Linked DNA regions of Homo sapiens: region 1 is linked to region 2. The links are chromatin contacts, found by Hi-C or POLR2A ChIA-PET in ENCODE. All regions are on one chromosome and are shown on one strand. The core of a region is the stretch at or near the end of the contact, and the rest is flanking DNA. Distances in the headings are between cores, read along the strand shown. Region 1 holds the start of HS1BP3-IT1 (HS1BP3 intronic transcript 1). Region 2 holds the start of LAPTM4A-DT (LAPTM4A divergent transcript).

The links. Hi-C counts contacts between places; a loop is a spot of excess contacts on that map. ChIA-PET counts read pairs that join two places held with the same protein, here RNA polymerase II (POLR2A). Pooled maps may share reads with other maps.
Region 1: a loop to region 2 is called in a pooled map, with 4 times the contacts of the local background. The contact joins the promoter of HS1BP3-IT1 here to the promoter of LAPTM4A-DT in region 2. A Hi-C loop is called at or near these places in 1 of 168 maps with a recorded cell type or tissue (mammary epithelial cell), 1 of 37 single-sample maps with no recorded cell type and 4 of 50 pooled maps. POLR2A ChIA-PET finds 5 or more read pairs at or near these places in 1 of 52 experiments (HepG2).

What each region holds. Positions count from the first base shown.
Region 1 is chr2:20,589,522-20,595,855 of GRCh38, forward strand. It overlaps HS1BP3-IT1 (HS1BP3 intronic transcript 1), which reads right to left and starts at 3,027. Exons shown (of 2, transcript NR_046836.1): 1 at 2,901-3,027; 2 at 1,254-1,726. It also overlaps a transcript of HS1BP3 not described here.
Region 2 is chr2:20,049,453-20,055,980 of GRCh38, forward strand. It overlaps LAPTM4A-DT (LAPTM4A divergent transcript), which reads left to right and starts at 2,685. Exons shown (of 5, transcript NR_187142.1): 1 at 2,685-3,042. LAPTM4A (lysosomal protein transmembrane 4 alpha) reads right to left here and starts at 2,176. Exons shown (of 7, transcript NM_014713.5): 1 at 1,958-2,176. The coding sequence starts at 2,068. RefSeq lists enhancers at 1,312-1,451, 1,987-2,186.

The DNA of each region.
Region 1 (6,334 bases), core at 1,777-4,276, 540 kb after region 2:
AATCGACTGAGGGACAACACCCCCATAAGCGGCAGCTGGTCAGTGAGGCTGGACAGCTTCCAAGGGCCAGGAAGTTAGCTTGTTAGCTCTAAGGTGTTTTGCAGATCTGAAAACACCAAGTTCTAGGGTGATAAGCACCCCCAACCCTGAGATTCAGAGGATAGAGAATTCTAAGTGGCTCAAATCCTAAGGCAGTGAGGCATGGACCAGACCACACCCTTCCTGAACAGGGCTGCTTCCAGAACTGGAGGACTTGCAGCTATAGGACCCAGACTCCTCACAGCTGGTGGAGGGAGACTCCTCACAGCTGGGGGCGGGATTGTGGGGGAATTGGGGTGGGGGCAGTTGAGGGTTTCCTGCCTCACATGAAGAGAGAGATGACTGAGACTCCTGGGGGTCCTGGAGCCTCCAGTAGTTCCCCCTGGACCAATGGGTCCCAGCAGCTCTCAGTTCATTGCTGTGTCCAGGAGTCTGGTGAAGAGTTAATGCTCAATTAATGTCTGGAGAGTGAATGAATAAAGGAAGGAGGCTAGCACATCAGAGACCACCCGGTCTCAGCAGCTCTCAGGCTGCCCGTGCTGGAGTCACCCCGCCCTCCAGGCAAGCAGATGGGGCTGCTGAGGTGGAAGCTGGGGGCATTTGGCCCTGGTTTTCCTGTCTGAGTGGTTTGCACCCCCGGGCTCTGTGTGTGTTTTTTGGTGCAGCCACGGCTCCAGACTTGAGCCGAATTCTCATTCCCCATATCTTCCTCACTTCTGAGTCAGCTGTGAGCTCCACCTCTACCCAGCCTTCCAGGGTCTCAGGAGAGACCAGTGGTGTCTGTGGGGCATCCTCTGTTTGTTCTTTACTGAGGCTGGAGTCACCTTCTATCACAGACTATCACAGCCTCTCAGGGCTGTCCTTCTCTGTAGAAGGATGATGGGACCCGATGCCTCTGGGCCCTGCCTCACCCCCTCATCCCGGAGCAGCCCCACAGCCTCGCTCCCCTTGGCGATCTCTGGTTCCAGCTGTTGCTCTGTCAACCTCATTAGGTCACGTCCCCGTACTCCACCTCTTCCTCATGGCATGGCCCGGCCCATCTGACAGGTCCTCTCATAGGCAGAGCTGGACGTGTGGGCTGGGCCAGGCTGGGCAACTGGGCCTCTATGAATTTCCACAGATCCAGAGTCAACCCAGTGTGGATCCAGTGAGAACTTATCAAACACCTGGGCACCTGAGCTAGGCTAGACATCCAAGGACGCTGACTTTGGCAATCCTTGTTGGGACCCTGGAAAGGGCAATTTATTGTCTCCACTTGGCATTAGAGGAAACTGATGCTCAAAGAGATGGACCTCCTGGACCAAGGACAAAGAGCACAATCTGGACTCTACACAGACTTGTTTAGGTGCAAAGATTCCTATTCAATAAAGGGAAGGGAATCCAGGAAACTGCATCTCCCTACCTCCCTGCCCAATATTTGTCCATCAGGCTGCCCAGGTCCCCATGCTGTGGCAGGAGCGCCGATGATGAGTGCTGCAGAGACCATGGGAGGAATGCCAGCCTCAGGCCAGGATAGCAGGGCAGGCTGGTTACGTTGGGAGGCCTGGAGCCAGCCAGCCAGGCCCTGATAGCTTACAGCTGCTCCAAATGCAGGAGGCGGAATCAGAGCCTGCCCCAGCCACTGGAGAGGGACGCCTCCATCTGTGCTTGTGTTCTTGGGTGCTGCCAGCCCCTTCCTCCACGGGAGCTGCCAAGGAAAGAGCCCTTTTGTCATCTTCCCAGGCAAGAACAGCCATCCCGTGGCACTCACTCCCTGCACACTCCAAGGCCTCGCTTCTGCTTCATGGAAACAGGATTGAGTCTTGCTTGAAGCTGTGCACCACCAGACCACAAAAAGCCTCAAACATAGGTGTGGCCACCAGCCCCAGAGAGCCACAAGCACTCGGATTCTGGGAGCCCCAAGACTTGGAAGTTTCCCGTGGCACCAAGGCCAGGTGTTTATTGTCAAAGTTCTGGCCAGCCATGCACATTGCTGACAGTTTCTGTCCCTTTGGAGTTCTGGTCGACCATTGTGTTTGTTTGTTTTTTTGAGGAAGGGTCTTGCTCTGCCACCCAGGCTGGAGTACAGTGGCGCGATCTTGGCTCATTGCAACCTCTGCCTCCTGTGTTCAAGTGATTCTCATGCCTCAGCCTCCAAAAAATGCAGACATGCGCCACCATGCCCAGCTAATTTTTGTATTTTTAGTAGAGACGTGGTTTCATCATGTTGGCCAGGCTGGACTTGAATTCCTGGCCTCAAGCAATCTGCCCACCTCTGCCTCCCAAAGTGCTGGGATTACAGGCCCGAGCCACCGCACCTGGCCCTGTGTGATCTTTCTGAGAGTTTCTGAGCAGCGAACACCCCAGGTGGTTGCATGGGGGAGGCTGTAAAATCTGACAGCAGCTAGTGGGTCCTAGGGGGACGGTTCAACATCACGTCCCATGGATGGTCCAAGGACAGAACAGCCCCAGCATCCAGGCCAGAAAGCTGGCCCTGGAGGAAGTTGGTTCCTATCCTGTGCTTCTAGGCTGGGGTGAAGGTTTCCAGGAGGACACCTCCCTTGGTCACACTATTCTCCTGAGCCCCTCTCTCACATACGTGCCCTGCTGCTGCAACCCCCAGAGGGCTGCAAAAATTAGCTGGGTATGGTGATGCATGTCTGTAATCCCAGCTTTTTGGGAGGCTGAGGCACTAGAATTGCTTGAACGCGGGAGGCAGAGGTTGCATCACAAAATCCGCCACAACCCCTGGATTTCCTCAAGGGATTCCCTGTCTGGCCATCCACCTCCCCCGCCCCGCCCCGCCCATTCCTACTTCCCCTTTCGGGCCTGTCCCTCTCTTCTGACCTCCCCCATCCATCACAGTTCTAGCCTTCACTCACCTGCATCACCGTAGTGACTCCCCGACAGCTCTGTCCCTGCCCGGCTCAGACTCTCCTATGCAGCTAGGAGTAAGCCCAGGAGAGCATGTCCCTCCTCCGCTCAAGAGCTTCCAAGGGCTTCCCATCAGGATCAGTTTCCCAGGGCAGTCATAGCAAATGACCACAAACTGGATGGCTTGAAAAGTCTCCTCTCACAGCCCTGGAGGCCAGAAGTCTGAAGTTGAGGTGTCAGCAGGACCCTGCGCCCTCAGAGGGTCCTTCTTTGCCTCTTCCAGTTCCTGGCGTTCCCCCGCTGGTGGCAGCACCACGCCCATCCCTGCCTCAGCCTTCACGTGGCCTTCTCTTCTCCACTGTGTGTCTCTTACAGAAACACCTGTGATTGGATTTAAGGCCCACCTGGATAACACAGGATGATCTCATCTTGAGATCCTTAATTTAATTTCATCCACAGATTCCTTTTCCAAATAAAGTCGCATTCACACGTTCCAGGGGTTAGGATGCGAACATGGCTTTTTTGGGGGCAAGAATTCAACCCACGATATCACCTCCTTAAGGAAAATCCCAAGTCATTACTCTGTGCTTCAAGGCCCTTCAGGATCTGGCCTTATCCATGACCTCCAACCTCCCGCTGTCTACCCCACCACCCCTGACCTCCAGCCCTGTCCCCCCACTGTCCCCCCAGCACACCATGTTCCTGCTTCAGGGCCTTGGCAGATGCTGGCCTTTCCCCCAGGGTCCACACGCTTCCTCCATCAGCATCGTCAGGTTTAGTCAATTGTTTGGTATGGCCAGGCCCTCCCTGGCCACATTGTCTAAACTTGCAACCTTCCCGGAACACTCCCTCTTCCTCACCTGCCTTCTCTCTTCCTTACCACTCATCACCATCACACGTGCCGGCCTTCTCCTCATTTATGTTGTTCATTGTCTCCCCTCCCCTAGGCCACAGGCTTGTTTTGTCAGTTTTGTTCACTGCTGTGTCCCAGCGGCTAGAACAACGCTTGACACTAGTTGACCTTGGCTGAATGAATGAGTGAATGAATGAGCAAGAGTTTGCTCAGGCTGAACTCTGAGCTGCCGGAAGCCTTTGTAGACACCCCCAGAACATGCTGGCCCCACCTCTGAGCTCCTGGTGTACCTCGGTTCTCATGAGGCCCCCGCACTTCAGCCTCTGGTGATCCTCTTTTTCGAGCCAGACATGTTGGCTCAGCCAACACTCCCTGAGCCCACATCATGAGTCACCAGAGGCCCTTGACCCTTCCTCCCACAACCTTCCCCCACTGCGCCCGCTCTCACCCTGGTCACAGTTAGCCGAGTGTGTGCAGGGAACTGTGTATGAAGGTCAGGCCTGCCCTGCTGCCCCTGCTGGTCCCTGGAGCCGCCACGGGGATGGAAGAGTGGGTCCTTTTGATGCACTCAAGCCTGGGATATGGTCCTCCAGGGCCGGCATTGAAGGAATGTACAAGGGCTGCCCCAGGGCCTGCAACACTAACTGTGAAGAGTCCCCTAAAACTTCCCTGATGAAAACCACCACAGCCTCCATTTCAGAAGAGGGACGTGGGCTTCTTGCCATGTCTCTGCTGCTGATGGGCTCTGTGACTGGCACAATTTCCTTCCTGTTGCTGGTCCCCAGTTTTGTCATCTTTAAATCTGGGCATCGACCCATCGGGGATGGCTACAATAGCTTGCATCTTACACATTCCAACTCAGATGGCTCTGGCTGTGCCACTGGGTTGAGAAGGATTCTGAGGTTCAATCCAGGCTTAACAGGAAGAAGTGCAGTGATCCATTAGTGACATCTGCCATGGGTGTGGGGAGAGTGGGGGCCCAGGTGTGCTAAGGCTGGGTTAGATGCTTTGTGAGTGGGCTTTGGGCAACACGTCCACGTGAGTCTATGGATGCCTGATGATAGAGAAAAGATCCTGGAGGAGGTGAATGGGTCTGAAATGAGTGGCTGATGGCATCACAAATCCTTTTTGAGCTTACTTTGGTGCATTGAGGCAGCTGGCATGGCCTGCCTGCTGGGAAGGCATCAATGACCCAATGGAGAGATGGCTCCTTCCCTATGCTGGGGTTGAAGTTGCAGGGCAGTTAGGCTAGGGCCCTGCTCTGTGTTTTGTCTCTCAGGTGGCCATAGTGCTTGGTAGAAGAGGCTGTCCTCTGGCTCAGGATTTGCAGCAACAAGGCCAGCCTCTAGCTGGGCCTAGCCAAGTGCCCTCTGAGACTCGCTGGAAGTGAGGTCCCCTATCTCAATCCATTCAGGCTGCTACAACAAAATACCGTGGATGGGGTGGCTTAGAAATGGCAGACATGTATTTCTCACAGTTCTGGAGGCTGAAAGTTCCAGATCAAGGTGTCAGCAGCTTCGGTGTCTGGGAGGGCTGGCTCTCTGATTCCTGGAGGGGGCTGTCTTGCTGCATCTTCATGGATGGAAGGGGCAAGGGGGTTTTCCTCAGGTCTCTTTTATAAGGGCATTAATCCCAAACAGGAGGGCTCTGTCCTATGCCCTAATCTCTTCCAAAGGCCCCACCTCCCATACCCTCACCTTGCTGGAGAGAATTTCAACATACACGTTGTCGGGAGTAAAAAAACACTCAGATCATAGCATCTCGGGATAGACAGAGCCCGGCATGCCACTTCCCTGAATGAGGGAGACATTCTTGTAGCCTGCACAGCTGGAGCAGGGAGTGAGAGCCTCGGCAGCCTTGGGAGAAGGTGCCCTAATGTGACATGGCCTCAGTTTCCCAGCTGTGGGCAGAGATCACAGCAGCTGTCTCCTTTTCAGTCTGGACAGATGGCTGTGACCCACAGAAACGCCATGGCCCGGGAACAGAGCTGTGTCTACCCTGGGACACAGCTGTAACTACCCTGGGACAGAGCTGTGTCTACCCACGGGAAGGGGGATCCTTTTCTAATTTGTACAAAGGTGCCCTGGGGGTCCAGGTCATGCATAGAAAATTCCTCACCAGGCACTCACCAGGAGCAGAACCCTATCATCCTCCTCCTCCTCACAGTGACTCCTGCTCTAACAGAGGCACAGAGGCGCAGAAAGAGGGAGTTCCCCTGAGGCAGCAGGAGGGCTTCCTGGAGGAGGGAGGGTTTCGGCTGGGCCTTGCTGATCCTGTAGCAACCAGTGATTCTGGCCACAGCCCGTGCCTGCCTGCCTGACTCTCTGCGAAGGGACTGCAGCCTGCTCTGTGCTGCGGCCCTTCCTCGACATGGCTGGTTTCTTCCCTAGGTCTATCTTTGGTTCCTGCTGACTCTTCCGTGACATAAATGCAAATGAGACCACAGACAACTAGCCTCAAAGCCAAGGAAGCCGCTGGCTGGAGTTGTCTCCACAGTCCCCTGCTGGGCAGGGAAGTGGGCAGAGGTGATGGTCACGTCCATCCATCACGGCCCATCAGGGGAGCAGGCCTCTTGGGGCCCCTGACACC
Region 2 (6,528 bases), core at 1,435-3,934:
AAGTAGGGAACAGATGTAAACTCCTCACTCCCTATTTTGTAAGAATAAGCGCCCGTAATGAAGTTTTTCTCTCTGCATTTTGAGTTTCCTGTTTGTAGTTCCCACTTTATCCTGCTATTCTATTCATTTTCTAGCTGAGCCCACAGCATCAAAAAATCTGCCTGAGAAAAACTGAAAAGAAATACAGCCAATTACATTCGGATGGTTGAAATAGAAATGGTGGTATTCTCTTCTTGAGGAGTTAGGAATCCTTTGTTCTGTGAGTGGAGGGAAGGATCTGAGAAGAAACAGGAAGACTAAGACTGCAGGAGAGAGCCAGGTCGATGGATTCTCTTAGTTAAATAGGAAAGAAAGTCATCTTCTGGGGGTGAGGAAGACGGAATTGAGTAATAGCCTTGAGGATCCTCAAGGTTTGAATTATTCATTTAGGGAAATAGAAGACAGAGCTAAGGACAAACAAAAGAAATGAGACCCAGCCCCTCAGCAAAATGGAGAAGCTATAAAAGGAAGTTAGAAACATAATGCAGCTGATGGTCATTAACTCTATGTTTAGTATTCCAAATCAGTTAAAATACAGAACGAAAGAGTCTCTGAGGGAAAATGTGATATAGTTCTGTCAATAAGGCGGTATTTCCGAATATAAAAGTACAGGAAACATGAAAATAAACTCAGCACAAGCAAACCTACACATTCGTGTTGTTTTTTAAATGTACATCAGAAACAAGACGGTAAAAAACAACAGGGCAGGTAGCAGTCATGTGGAGTCAGGTAGTCCCCCGGGGGTGGGCCATGAAACAGTATCTGCCTCATTTAAGATGATTCTCATCTGGCGTTTGTCCAAATGCTTACTAATGATTTCAAGTCAATGAGTGGGGAGAAGCAGCAAGTACAGAGAAAACAGATTGTGTCTGGGATAACTCTCTTCCTCTTTTGCAGTTAAGTATCAAAAACTGCACAGTATCACCAACGTCACCCACACAACCACATTCGCGAAGTCATTAAAGTGGCCAAGTCGACCATGTAGGAAGTTTGTCACGGCTTCGGCAAAATCATAATAACCTAAAACTACCTAAACTGAATCCCATATTTGGAAGTCATAGACAAGTTAGGTTTAATGTGCATGGATACTATAAATGGTGAATTACAAAAGAAAAAATCACAAACTTATTACTAGTGAATCACCAGGCAACAACAGTGTCAACTTGGTTAGGACAGAATCACACAGATCTTGGAACCCAGGAGATACCGGGGTAGGTGGCCAGGATGGAGAGGGCTCTCAATAAAGGTCTCTGTAAAAACAGCCGGTCGGCTACGAAAAGCACCTACTGCGCAGGGAGGAGGCTGCACCAGGACAAAAGCTGGTCAGGCGTCAACTCAGGCAAAAGCTATCGCCCCCAAGCGATTCTGGAGATGCAAGAGAGGCATGAAACAAAACAAAGTCCAAGAAACGCGGACAACCGGGTTACCGCTGGATCTTTCGCTTTCCCAACGGGAAGACCAATGTCGAAACTAGACTGCGTTTACCAAGGTCCGCTCCTAATTATTTCATTAGAGGAAAAAATTCCAGGGAGCACTGGATAGGAGGAAGGGAGATGCTGCCTTTCAGATCGTAGAAATACAACAAGAACCAAAACAGAGGAATTCCCACCAAATCCTACCACCCTCGTCCCTTCGCCTGCAAAGCCTCTGCTCTCCCAAGCCCGCTTCTCTCCTCAAATTCTTGCCAAAGAACAATCTCCCCATGCTTACCACCGCCCCCCGCTCCCCCGACTCCGATTCCTGAACAAGGTTACTTTCCCAAAGTCCTTGGACTTCATCCAGAGTTGGCGCGCCTTAAAAAGCAGCGCCCCTCCAAGTCCCCGCCCCACCCAACACCCCGTTTCCAGTCTCACCCCCTCCGCACCAGGCCCCGCTCCCCAGGCCCCCCGGACATACGCGCCACGCCTGCCCGCCTTACCATGTACCAGGTCCCCAGGATGATCGTCCCGGTGCGGACATGGCAACAGCCGCAGCACCGGGTGCTGTAGAACCGGTCACTGCGGTTCCGCTTGAAACTCATGGACACCATCGTAACAGGCGGGCCTCCTTCTTGGCCGGGCCCCTGACAAACGTTCTCCACCCGCAGCCAAACTCAAACGGCTGTTTCACGGCCTCCAAAACCCAACGACGCGTCTTCAAACCCGCCCCCGGCTCGTGCCCCTGCCAGCTTCTTCGCGCCTGCGCACTGAGCGCAGCGACTTCGGCTTACCCACCCCTCTTCCTCCACACAGGCCAATGGGGAGCGGAAGGCTGGATGGACCGGACTTCTGATTGGAAGAACTTGGGGATTGACAAGACCTCACGCCCAATTAGAAGTGCAACTCGCCTCAGCGAGTCTCCGCCTGTTACGCGAAGGCAAGGGCTGGTTCTCGGGCCTAGGATAGTTGGGGATAGGTATGTCCCCGTAGTGCACTATTCCCGAGATGAGACCCGCAAGAAAAGAGGCATTTAATGGAAAAAGGGAGACACGAGACAGCGCGGATGGCAGAAAGCGGGCACAAGGGGCTTTTCTGAGCAATGTGTGCCACGTACTGGATGGGAAGCGTCACAGGCTGATAACGTGACCTTTGCGCGCAGCTCAATTATTGCGCGGGCTGGGGGCGGGGCCTGCGGGGAAGGGACAGAGCCAAGCCCAGCCTTGAGCCATCCTCGCCCCTGTGGCGGAAATGGGAGGGTGCCTGGAGGAGTGGAGGGATTGGATTTACACCCTCTTTTCCCTCCGAAGCCTCCTTGGTGGGGGCGAAGAAAGACCATCCAACCCTGCCAAAGGCAAAAGGATTAAGGATAAATGAAAGCAAGATAATGTAGAAGAACTACTTAGCTGCTGGGTTTTTGGAGATGAGTGATTTTTTTTTGTAGGGAGAAATTATGAAACACATTGAAATGGACAAAAAATTACTGAATGTCTTCAATGAAAAAACAGCCATAGTTTGGCACACCGTCCCGGGCATTCTGTTGCTAGAGGGGCTGTCCGCTTTTCTTTGTGGTGCTCTGCACAACTCGGTAAGACCCCTCGTATTGTTATCTTACCCTTCCTTGGGAAAAGCCATTTTGCATCGATTTGTAAATTCATTCCCCAGTCCTGATTCAACAATATAGATGGGTGCTTTAAATTCTGCTTAGAGCTGGTTCTAACAGCTTACTGGTCCCCGGGTTAATGAGTAAATAAATTTTTTACACGTGTTCATTTTGTATTTCTGTGAGACCTGTGACTTCACCGTTAAAAAATGTATTTATCATTTAATGCTTTGGTAAACACACTTCTTTTCAGAGAATAGAAAGGGCTTCCCTTCTGCCAGGGCATATTCTTAGCCAGAGACCACACTGAATTCAGAGTAAAGGTTATTTCTTTGGCATGGCTTCTTTGAACACTGCCTGAAATTATGTATGTATTTGTTGATTATCTCCCCAATAAAATACAAATTTTAGGAGAGCAGAGACTATTCACCACTGAAGGAGTTGTCCATGGAGCTTATTTTCAAACCATCTGGGAAGCAGTAGTTAAGCCCGCCCACGCTAAAGGATGGGGTGTGGCTGGCTAACTCAGAATGAATTATGACATTTCTCTACTTATGTAGGGAGTAGATTATCTTAACCCCGCCCCACAATTTCGTATCCCTTATTTTGTTCTAGGCACAGATCCAATCACTTTATTTTCAATCATTTCATTCCTACAACTAACTGAGATAGGTACTCTTACGTTATTTAACTCTACAGAGAAGTTAAATTACATATCCAAGATTGCAAGGCCAGTGTCACAACTGAGATTAAAACCTGTTGTGCCAATAGTTTCCAAACTTTGCTGCACATTGGCATCACCTGAGGATCTTTACTAACCACTGATGCCTGCTTACTATTCCAGACCTTCTGATTTAACTGTCATGGGTGAGACCTGGGCATTGACATTTTTAAAATGTCAATTTTAAAATTAGGTGATCCTAATGTGCAGCACTGTTATTCTGTCTTGATATGAAATGTGGCAGACAGAAATAAATACAATACAATAAAAAAGAATACAAAGATAAGATCAGGGGAGCCGGGCGCGGTGGCTCACGCCTGTAATCCTAGCACTTTGGGAGGCTGAAGCAGGCGGATCACCTGAGGTCAGGAGTTCAAGACCAGACTGACCAACACGGAGAAACTCCGTCTCTACTAAAAATACAAAAAATTAGCTGGGCGTGGTGGCACATGCCTGTAATCCCAGCTACTTGGGAGGCTGAGGCAGGAGAATCACTTGAACCTGGGAGGTGGAGGTTGCGGTGAGCCGAGATCTCGCCATTGCACTCCAGCCTGGGCAACAAGAGCAAAACTCTGTCTCAAAAAAAAAAGAAAAAAAAAAAATCGGGAAATTATCCGATTTCTCTAAAAGCCAAAATGAATTCAAAATCAGGTGTACCTAACATGGCATCAGATCAGCTCGTAAGGGCTGTTCTCCCTGTACTGGGACTACCCCAGGCAAGGAACCAGGGAGGTGTAAATCATTAGAGACCTGCAACATAAACGCATCTGATAGCAATAATGTAAGCATACCCTGAGAATGACCCTGTATGGTAGATGCACCTGAATGTGTGCTCTGAGCTAGGGAATCTGGGAGTGGCCAACCTGGAGATTTGTTCTGTGTCTATGATAAACATCTTAAACCCCCACCCCCACCCACCGGCCCATCCATTGGAACATGGGCCATACAGGGGATTAGGGCCCTGAGTTTTGGGTTAAATGCAGGTTGCCAAGTGGAGGTCGTTAGTGGGAGGGTGTTCAGTGAAAATGCTGTATAAACTGCATGATGTTTACAGGCAGTTGCGGTTTTCCTGCCCTTGGGACGTGCAATTATGTTGTCCAGCCCGCTGCCAGAGGACAGCAGGAAGGGAGATGTGTTGTCCACCCCACTGCCACTGGACCACTTCTATACATAGCTGGTTCTTCTGTCCAGCCCGCTGCCACTGGACTCTTTCCCCTCTGTCACCACTGGACTGTAAGCTCCTAATACAAACCCATGTCTCATTTACTGGCTCTCCAGTCTCTTCTTGGCCTCTTGAACCTGGTACCTTCTCTATTGAGGTTAGTAGGAGTTTGGCACAACAATAGCATACATAACGGGATTAGAGGGGTGAAATACGGTTATGGAGTTTTGTCTAGATAATTTTTATCTAATATATACACCTTTTTTGAGAAAATTGTAAGGTACTATTGGCAAAACAACCCATCTTTTGGGGATGGGGAAAGGAAAGTTAACATTTTTAGGAGAAAATAGCTTAGGAAAACTCACAACGAAAGAAATTAGAGTGAGGTTGAAGCTCTTTAGCTAACATAGTTTAATCTATTTTTCTCTTTTAAATGTGTTAGTCTATTCACATTACTTTAACTTATTTTTATTGAGGATCTATTCTATTCCATGTGATGATACGAGAATGAACAACACAATATATACCTACTGTGTAGCCACAAAAATCTAAAATAAAAAAGGTATTAAAAGAAAGAACGAACAAGGCAGATATTGCACCTTTCCTGGAGTGTATATAGTCTACAGGGGAAAAAGTCAATGAGCATTTTCAGTCTTCATCCCATCTCCTAAAGCATTTACTTGTTGACTCTTCCTTAGAGCTAGAAATTCTTTCTTGGCTTCTGATTAACCATCCACTATTTTTTTCTGTGTACTTCTCAGGCAGCTCCTTCTTATTGTTCTTCGTAGTTCCCTCCTCTACTGTCCATCCCCCTAAATATTGGTGTTGTTGAGGGCTGTGTGTCAGGCTCTTTTCTCCTTTTATCTTTTCCCAGCTGTCACTTATTTACAAGATGATTTCCCCATGTATTCGTCCATTTTCACACTGCTATAAAGAACTACCTGAGACTGGGTAATTTATAAAGAAAAGAGGTTTAATTGATTCACAGTTCATCTTGATAGAAATAATTTAGCTTCCTGGCCAGGTATGTGGCTCACACCTGTAATCCCAGCATTTTGGGAGGCCAAGGTGGGCGGATCGCTTGAGTTCAGGAGTTCAAGACAAGCCTAGGCAGCATGGCAAAACCCCATCTATACAAAAAATACAAAAATTAGCTGGGCATGGTGGCTCATGTCTTTAGTCCCAGCTGCTCGGGAGGCTTGAGGCACAAGAATCACTTGAACCCAGAAGGCAGAGGTGAGCCAACATCGCACCACTTATTCTCCAGTCTAGGTGACAGAGTAAGACTCTGTCTCAAAAACAAAAACAAACAAAAAAAAGTCCCTAATTGTGTAAGTTTCTAGCCCCACAAAAGCCGATCCACTCCATGACCCATCCAAGAGGAAAGACCTAAAGATAATGGCATTGGTAGTTTTCCAACCCTTCAGATAGATTAAAGTGAAGCTCAAAGTTGACAAATCTCACCAATATCGTCAGAGTTTACAGCCAGTCTTTCAATTCCCCACTCCTAATGGAGAACAGATAATGTAGGGATACCAGGCTCTAAGTAAATCCCTCAGCATGGAAGACAGAGGCCAGACAATTGGAA